2 separate regions of the Homo sapiens genome follow, and region 1 is linked to region 2. A link is a contact called in ENCODE POLR2A ChIA-PET data. All regions are on one chromosome and are shown on one strand. Each heading gives the region's core, a stretch centred on a gene start or an enhancer-like site at or near the end of the contact. The rest is flanking DNA. Distances are from core to core; before and after follow the strand shown. Region 1 holds the start of PCBP2 (poly(rC) binding protein 2). Region 2 has its middle 29 kb from the start of SMIM41-AS1.

The links. ChIA-PET counts read pairs that join two places held with the same protein, here RNA polymerase II (POLR2A).
Region 1: POLR2A ChIA-PET joins it to region 2 with 15 read pairs in PC-3. The contact joins the promoter of PCBP2 here to the enhancer-like site in region 2. POLR2A ChIA-PET finds 5 or more read pairs at or near these places in 2 of 52 experiments (PC-3 and WTC11).

Annotation. Positions count from the first base shown.
Region 1 is chr12:53,449,596-53,453,490 of GRCh38, reverse strand. PCBP2 (poly(rC) binding protein 2) reads right to left here and starts at 1,389. Exons shown (of 15, transcript NM_031989.5): 1 at 1,115-1,389. RefSeq lists silencers at 658-907, 928-1,057, 1,278-1,377 and an enhancer at 1,558-1,657.
Region 2 is chr12:52,145,383-52,149,837 of GRCh38, reverse strand. No RefSeq gene overlaps it. Among named protein-coding and RNA genes, the nearest start is that of SMIM41-AS1, 29 kb to the right of the region's middle. RefSeq lists enhancers at 1-119, 2,179-2,473. Within about 2 kb of position 2,362, at least 28 of the 41 ENCODE cell types and tissues checked have a DNase peak (open chromatin) inside an H3K27ac peak, as active enhancers do; they include PC-3, where a contact is called at or near this core.

The sequences.
Region 1 (3,895 bases), core at 140-2,639, 1.3 Mb before region 2:
AGAATGTAAGTGATTATATAAGTGCATCCCCAAAGCACATCATTTCCCCATTTTCAGAATACAATTAATTGCTGGCAAAATCCCAGAATTCAACACTTTTCACTCATGGAAAAATAGTGCTTGGTGGGGGAAGAAGCGTTAGGTCTGTAAGAATGACTTTCTTTTTTTAATAAGATGTGGTAAAGACCTGGTAGTTTAATTCCTTACCCTCTTGCAGATGTAATAGGAAGCCCTTTACAAATATCACAATAACGCAACTTCGAAAAGGCAAAAAAAAAAAAAACAAAACAGGAAACCTATTTGAAGCCATTTCTTGAGGTAAAGTACAAAGATGCATTTCTAACTCCAAACCAAGTAATCCAAGAAATTTGTCGAATTTCCCTCCTGACTAGGTCAAGATAAAGGTACCCCATTCCAGCAATCCAGCTGCTAACACTGCTGTCCAATACCCCTTCCATAAATAGCTCGGTCTGGGATTACATCGGCAGGCATTTTGTAATTTAAAAATTCGTTACCCCGAGAAACGTCCTGATTAACTCGGCAACTGGGAGCCCGTCTACCCTTTCTTTAACTCCGCAGCCCCCTCTCCCCTCGGTTATCCAAGCATTTTCCACTTAAGAAAAAAAGCCCCCCCTTCCCTCGACTAGAAAGAGGGGGGAAAAAATAAACGGTTCGGTCGGGGGGGGGCGCTGCGATACAGGGGGAGGGGCCGGACTAATAGCGCCTCCCCGTGTGGCTGCGCCAGCGCCTGACCCCCGCGGGGAGCCGCGCTCACCCGCCCGGCCAGCAAGCCGGCCATCGCCTCCCCCAACCCCCCACAACCAACAAATCCACCGCCGCCCCCCCTACCGCGCGCGCGCCCTCCCTGACTCCTGCGCAGCCGCCACCGGGAAAAGGCGGGGGGAGGGGGGAATAGGCCTTGCGCGAGGCCTACTAGGCCGCGCCAGAGCCAGGGCCTCGCGTGAATGACCGGCCTGGCACAGTGAGGTGGTAGGCGCTCACGCGGGACTACGCGAGACCGCGGCTCGTGACTAGGACCCGAGCCGGCTAAGAAGAAGACAAAAGTGGAAATTGTAGCCATAGCCGGGGGCGCAAGGGAAATTTTTAGGCTTACCTGCAGGCGCGAGGCGACTGAGGGGAAAAGGGGAGCGGGCGGGAAGGGGAAGGGCGGGAGGCCGGGGGCGGAACAATAGGGGCGGGCGGGAAGGCGAGGGGGGCCCCGCGGGCGGGCGGAGGAGGAAGGGGGGGTGGAGGAGGAGGAGGAGGAAGGGGGAAAGAGACCCCGGGGCGGGTGGAGGGCGGCGGAGGGCGGGCGGGCGGGCGGAGGGCGGGCGGGCGGGAGAGGGCGCAGGCTGCGGCTGCTCCGGCTGCTGCCTCTGCTGGTCTGGGAGGGGGACGGGGCGGAGCGGCCTGCTTTCAACCCCGCGCACCCTTCGACCCCGGAAGCGCTAACCACCCCGGGGGCCGGCGAGGCGATTGCGTCGTCCAAGCCTTCCCCACGCAATGCAGACGGCCTCCCAAAAGCCTAGAGCGGCTCCTTTGACAGCGTAGGCACCAGCGAGACAACGGCTGCTAGCAAGCGACGAATTGCGATAGAGAGGGAGCGTGGGGGCAGAAAGGAAACCAGTGGCCCCTAGTGGACTGGCTGGAAAGTTCAGATGTTAGTGCGGAGAGGGAGCAGTCGCCATGCATCAAGAAGTGGAGAGGAGGAAAAAGGGATGGGTGGAAAGAGAAAGGATGAAGATAGTAATCTACAGGGATACTCAAAAAAGAAAAGGAAAAAAACTAACTTGCCACGTTAGAGGTGACCATTGTATAAACTCCTTACTCTTAAAAGGAAAGAATTAAGCATTTAACTTTCCTTTTAGGAAGAACTGTATATAGTTCATCTGTAATTGATAAGGGAAAGCTCTTTTTTAAAGAGTTCCATGTAATAAATCTAGAAGGAATGAAAGAAATAAAAGGAATGAGAGTTGAAAAGTCACCATTTTGCAACCCAGAATGAAATAATTGATTCAGGCAAGTGTATCAATCATTAAAATTTTGAGAAAGGTTGTTAGGGAACGGGATACTATCATGACACCAAATATCAAATATCACCACACAGATTTGCAAATATATATATATATATATATATATATATATATATATATATATATGTAATTTTTTTTTTAAGTAACTTCAAATGGGCCAGGGGTAGTGGCTCACGTCTATAATTCCAACACTTTGGGAGGCTGAGGCAGGCAGATCGCTTGAGCTCAGGAGTTTAAGATACCATCTCTACTAAAAATACAAATATTAGCTGGCGTGGTGGCACATGCCTGTGGTCCTAGCTATTTAGGAGGCTGAGGTGGATGGATCACTTAAGCCCTAGTGGTCCAGGCTACAGTGAGCCATGATGACGGCCACTGCACTGTAGCCTGTCTCAAAAATAACAAATTTTTTTTTGAGACGGAGTTTTGCTCTTGTTGCCCAGGCTGGAGTCCAATGGCATAATCTCGGCCCACCACAACCTCAGCCTCCTGGGTTCAAGCGATTCTCCTGCCTCAGCCTCCCGAGTAGCAAAAATAACAAATTTTTTAAAAGCAACTTCAAATGGAGAGATCTAGCAGTTACCACCTTACCCAAGTACATAAATGATCAAACTGCATCACTCATAGTAGGACAACTTTGCACCGTGTGGTCCTTGGAAAAATGCAACAAGTACACCACATCATCTATTAAATATTCTTGCCAAAAGTGCTTAATCTTAATCTAATCAAGTCATTAGATCTGATTTGCAATTTATAGGAAATTTAATACAACACAAGGAGATATTTTGCAAACCCACAACATTCCACAAGACAGCTAGCTGGTCTTGTCAAAAAAGCAATGGAAAAAAAAAAAAGAAAAAAATTGGCCAGGTGCAGTGGCTCACACCTGTAATCCCAGTAATTTGGGAGGCCGAGGCGGACGGATTACTTGAGGTCAGGAGCTCAAGACCAGCCTGACCAACATGGAGAAACCCCACCTCTACTAAAAATGCAAAATTAGCCAGGCGTGGTGGCGCATGCCTGTAATCCCAGCTACTCGGGAGGCTGAGGCAGAAAAATCACTTGAGCCCAGGAGGCGGAGTTTACGGTAAGCCAAGACTGCGCCACTGCACTCCAGCGTGGGCAACAAGAACAAAACACCGTCTCAAAAAAAAAAAAAAAAAATTAGTTGAACATGGTAGTATGCATCTGTAGTCCCAGCTACTCAAGAGGCTAAGGCGAGAGGATCACTTGAGCCGAGGAATTCAAGGCTGCAGTGAGTTATGATGGCACCACTGCACTCCAGCCTGGGTGACAGAGCAAGACCCATCTCTTAGTTAGTAAATAAAACAAAAGCAGGAATTTAAAAATGCTTAAGGCAATAACAACCAAATATAATGTGTGGCTTTTGCTTGGATCCTGGGTTTCTTTTTTTTTCTTTTTTTTTTGAGACGGAGTCTCACTCTGTTGCCTCGGCTGGAGTACAGTGGCGCAGTATCAGCTCACTGCTACCTCCGCCTCCCGAGTTCAAGTGATTCTCCTGCCTCAGCCTCCTGAGTAGCTGGGATTACAGTCACCTGCCACCACGCCCGGCTAATTTTTTGTATTTTTAGTAGAGACGGGGTTTCACCATGTTGGCCAGGCTGGTCTCAAATTCCTAACCTCGTGATCCGCCTGCCTCAGCCTCCCAAAGCGCTGGGATTACAGGCGTGAGCCACGGTGCCCGGCCTGGTTCCTAGTTTAAAAAAAAAAGTTGCTGCATAAGACATTTAAGGGACAAGTGAGAAAATTCAAACATTAGCTGGGCGCGGTGGCTCACGCCTATAATCCCAGCACTTTGGGAGGCCGAGGCACATGGATCACGAGGTCAGGAGATCGAGACC
Region 2 (4,455 bases), core at 1,113-3,612:
GGATCCTCCATGAGGTGGAGGCTTGGAACCTGCCCCAACCCTGTGTCCCCTGGCTGGGCCAGAAAGACATGGAATAGGGAGAGCAGGCAGCCTCTGGCCAGGACAGGGGGCAGGAGGAGGGGGCAGGATCCTGGGCTCTAGGCCAATCTGGACTCCACAGTGGGAGGCTGGTCTAGACATTATCCAAGGACGCCCCCAGCTCCAATCTTTCCAGGACCGACAGAGACAAGACAGGCTCCCTTCCTTTACTGTCCTTTCCAGGGCAGAGAGCACCAGCCATGCTGTGAAGCCTCATTTGCCAAAGTGTCCTGTAGATAAGAGTCAAACCGGATAATGCTTAAAAGACACTTTGGAAATGTGGAGTCAGGACTTTTATCTCCAAAGCCAAGTTCCAACGGGCAACAGAAGATGCAAAACACATTGTACCTAAGGCCTGGCCTGGGGGCTTTGGGGACGGTCGGCTTCTAGTTGACAGCTGGAAATGGAGGCATTTCTGGCAGAGAAACAGGTCTAAGGAGGCAGCGCCAGCTTCCTCAGGTCCTGTCTCTACAAGGCCCCATTGCTGTAACTAGCCAAGCCAAGCAGGCTGCCCTGCCTGGAAAACTGACTGACCTGCCCTGGACCCCTGCTTCCCTGGAACAGAGATGGGGAGCCCCATAGGCAAGCTCTGGGTTTGGAGCAAGGGGGCTGAGACTACGCCCTTGGAGACGGGTGCACCCTGGGCCCGTGTTTGTAAGTGGAGGGACACCCAATGGGGTTAAGAAGCCTCAGGAGAATTCAAGGCCCCTTGCACACCCGCTGATTGTATAGAAGAGAAAGTTCAGGCTTAGGAAGGAGGGGTCACCTGGCCAAGGTCACACAGCCCCCAAGCTGACACTCGTGAGGCTGCCTCTTCTGCCTCCCAGGTGGGAGGGCCAGGCTTCCCCATGCCAGGTGCCCCCACCCAAGTCTGGGGCAGGACGGCCGGAGCTCCATGGGGTGAGGGGGTGTGGGGTTGCTGGGCTCGGGCCAGGACTGAGATGCCACAGAAGCTGGTGTTCTGCCAGGGCGGGGCAGGCAGGCCTGGGGGCAGAGGCGGGCCTGGCCTCTCCCCACCTGGCAGAAGGCATTTCTTACCTAATAAGGTGCTTTATTCTCTGCCTCAAACAGCTTCTGACAAAGCAGGGTGGTGCAGGGGGTGGGGCCAGCTCCTGGGGCCACACCCCGCCCGCTCACCCCACTGCACCAGGCTAGGCCTTTCTGGGGGCAGCAGGGTCTGTAGCAGACCCTGGTCTACCTGAGAAAAGCAGGCGAGCTCCAGCTGGCCTCCGAGAACCCAAGCCTGGCCTAGGATGCAGGGCCCCTGTGTGCCCATCCTCACCCTTGTGGGAGGGGGCTGTCCACATGCAGTTCAGGGCCCAGGTTCCCCGAACCTGCACTGCTTTCCCCCAACACCCGGTATAAGCCAAGCTGCCTCTCCTGCCCCATCCCACACACACAGATATGCACACACTTCCTGCGCTGTCCCTGGGGGCAGTGAGGCCTGGATCCCCCAAGTAGGGAGGTCCCCCAGGACCTCCCACTGTTAGCCCAGAGAAAGCAGGTCAGGGCCGCTCCAGGGAGTCCAGCAGAGCCCTGTGTCTTCATCCTCAGAGGCAGTGGAGGGGCCTGGGCGCCAGGCCCCATGCCTGGGAGGGACAGTGACACAACTCCCCATGGGAAGATCTGGCCCCAGGCCCTGTGGGCCCCTGCCTGACTGAGCGAGGGGTGGTGTCGAGGGGGTCCTAGTGGTGAGCTGGACTGAAGTGGAGGAAGGGCCGGGACCAGGCCACACAGAGCACCTGAGGAGGAGCGTCCCAGTGGGACACATGCTAGTCGGGTGACTCTGGACAACTATTAGCAACCCCGGTGTCCGCATCTGTAAAGTGGGAACAATGCACCTTCCTCTCAGAACTGTTTCAAGGATCCAGTGGGTGCACAGTTTGGACAGATGGCACATGGTCACCTGCATATGCCCTTTATCAGGCAGCGGGGGAAGGCTCTGTGTGCCCCTCAGGGTCTCCAGCTGTGCCTGCAGGTCCCCCTCCAGGCCCTAACCAGGGAGTAACCACGAAGAGAAGGAAGGCCTTCTCAGCAAACAGCTGAGTTTGCTCCAGGAGCACAGGGCCCTTAGTCACCAAGGAGCTTCTTGGGAATGTCTCACAGCACCACCGAGGGAAAGGCACCAGTGACGGCACCCACACCAGGGGGGCCCTCCGCTCTCAGGGCGCCGTGTCCTGAGCTCCAGTGTGTGGATCTCTGTGAGTGTGGCGGTGTATGGCTCTGGTGTCCCGCCAGCAGCTCGGCCACACCCGGGTGACTCAGGGCTGCAGCACGCACCCTACCCGGCCAGTGGGAGAACAAAGCCGCCAGCTCAGGGCCTGGGCATCCAGCCTGAGTCACATACAGGCACACCCAGCCCAGCCAGGAGCCCCCACCCCTCCGGACCCACCCCAGCCCAGGGCTCAGGAGCTCCCCCAATCCCTGCCACAGTGAGGAAACCGAAGTAGCCCCTCACACTGACTGGACTTGCCCAGGTGCGACCGGCTGAGATGAGGAGCTGGGCCCAAGGAAGCCTGGAGGTCTCGCTGAGACCAGGAGCAGAAGCCCACAACCAGGCCCCCGACTCCAGCTCAGTGCAGTAGCAGGGGACAGGCCCTGGCACAGGGAGCATCAGGCCTGAGGCCCAGGAGCCCAGCTTCCCCATGGGGCTGGACTCAGAGGGAAACCAAGGCAGAAGGAGAGGACCTCAGTGAGAGCCATGGGCCTGGCTCAGTCTGGGTTGAGGACACACTGTGGACACAGCCCTGACTCCCTGCCCCTCCGTCACTCTCAAATGTGGAGGAATCATGACAAGGTGAGACGGCCAGGCCTTCAGGTGACCGCTCTGCTTAAGACAATGAGGAGCAGCCCAGCCTCCCCGCCTAGACCTGGGAGTGAGGTTTGTGAGGAAAGGGGCCAGGGCTTGCTCTGCTAAGTGCGCCAACACCACCAGCGGCTCAAAGAAGGTGCTAAGGTTCCCAGACAAGGACCCAGAGTGAGGCCGAGGCAGGAGGGCAGGCAGCAGGCAGGGGTGGGGACCCTGGATTCCCCGGCAGGGGGGAACCCCAAACCCCAGGCCCTTTCCAGTGTGAAATGGGGGCCCCTGCTTCAGCTGATACTCCATCCCTGGAGAGTCTGGGGCTCCACTGCAGGATGCCACCTCCTGGAGCCCTGGTCCAAACCCAAAGGGTGGTGGGGTCTGGCCACCAGCTGGGTCTCCAACCAAGGCCATAGCTGAGAGCAACCCTGCAAAAAGGGAGAAAAAGCCCATCAGGGACACCACAGGGCAGAACGAGCAGATCCTCGGACACTCTCAGCAGGCCCCACGCACCTGATCCTACCCCAGAAGCCCTCGCCCTGACCCAGCCTCACCCAACCCCGAGCTGTGCCCGGTGCTAACTGCAAATGGCCCTCACCCTCAGCCCTGAATCCATCCCTTCATCTGACATGGTACTAATCCCAACCCTAACCCCAAATTTGAACTGTGCCCCAAACTCTACTTGCTTCTCTGTGCTCAAGCCCTACTCCATCCTCACAACCCAGCCCTAAACCAATCCCATCCTAAACCCCAGCTCTGACCCTCACCCCTCTCAGATCATCTGTGTGCCCAAAATTCCATTGTCAGCCCAACCACTGCTCCAAAACCTAACCAGCCCTCCAAGCCTTGCCTTCCCAGGCCCTTTCTAATCCTCCTCCCTATTCTATAGCCCAGGAGCACCGCACACCTCTATCGTCTCCAGTAACCCTCCGCTAAGCCCCCCAGCATCCACACTGCCCACAAACCCCACTTGTGCTCAGACTGCCCACACTGCGCCCACACTGGCCCCCTGTCCAGCCATCAGGAGCCTCTGCTGCACCCGACTGTGCACGCCCAGGCTGGGAGCTGACACAGAGGGACAGGGGCTGGGGACATGACGTGTTCCCCACTAAGAACAGCAGACGCCCTCCCAGCACCAGTGGCTTTATGGCAAGACTTGTAGGGGGTCATTCAGACTCAGGCCTCAGCCTGCCTGCCCTGCGGAGGTGGGGGATGGGTCAGAGCAGGCACTTCCGTGCCTTCCCAGCTCAGGGCCCCACTGCACACAGCCCCAAGCCCACTCCTCTCCCCCAGGCCCTGGGAATGCGCACCTTAGGGGAGGGAGTCAAACCCAGGCCCCTGGCATGGGTTCCAATACGCCCAGGGGACTCATCTTCCCCCTCACCCCACACCCCTCGATCCTGCCCCGCCCCCAGAGCACCCCAGTCCCTGCCCTACTCTAAAGGCCCAGCAGGCTGAAATGGAGACCCCCCACTCTCCTAGCCAGACTGGGGCCGGCAGTGGGTGGGGGCGGTGGTGCAGGACCCCTGGCTGGCCTCCCTCGCCTGCCCTCAGGCCCAGGCTGCATTCCCAGAAAG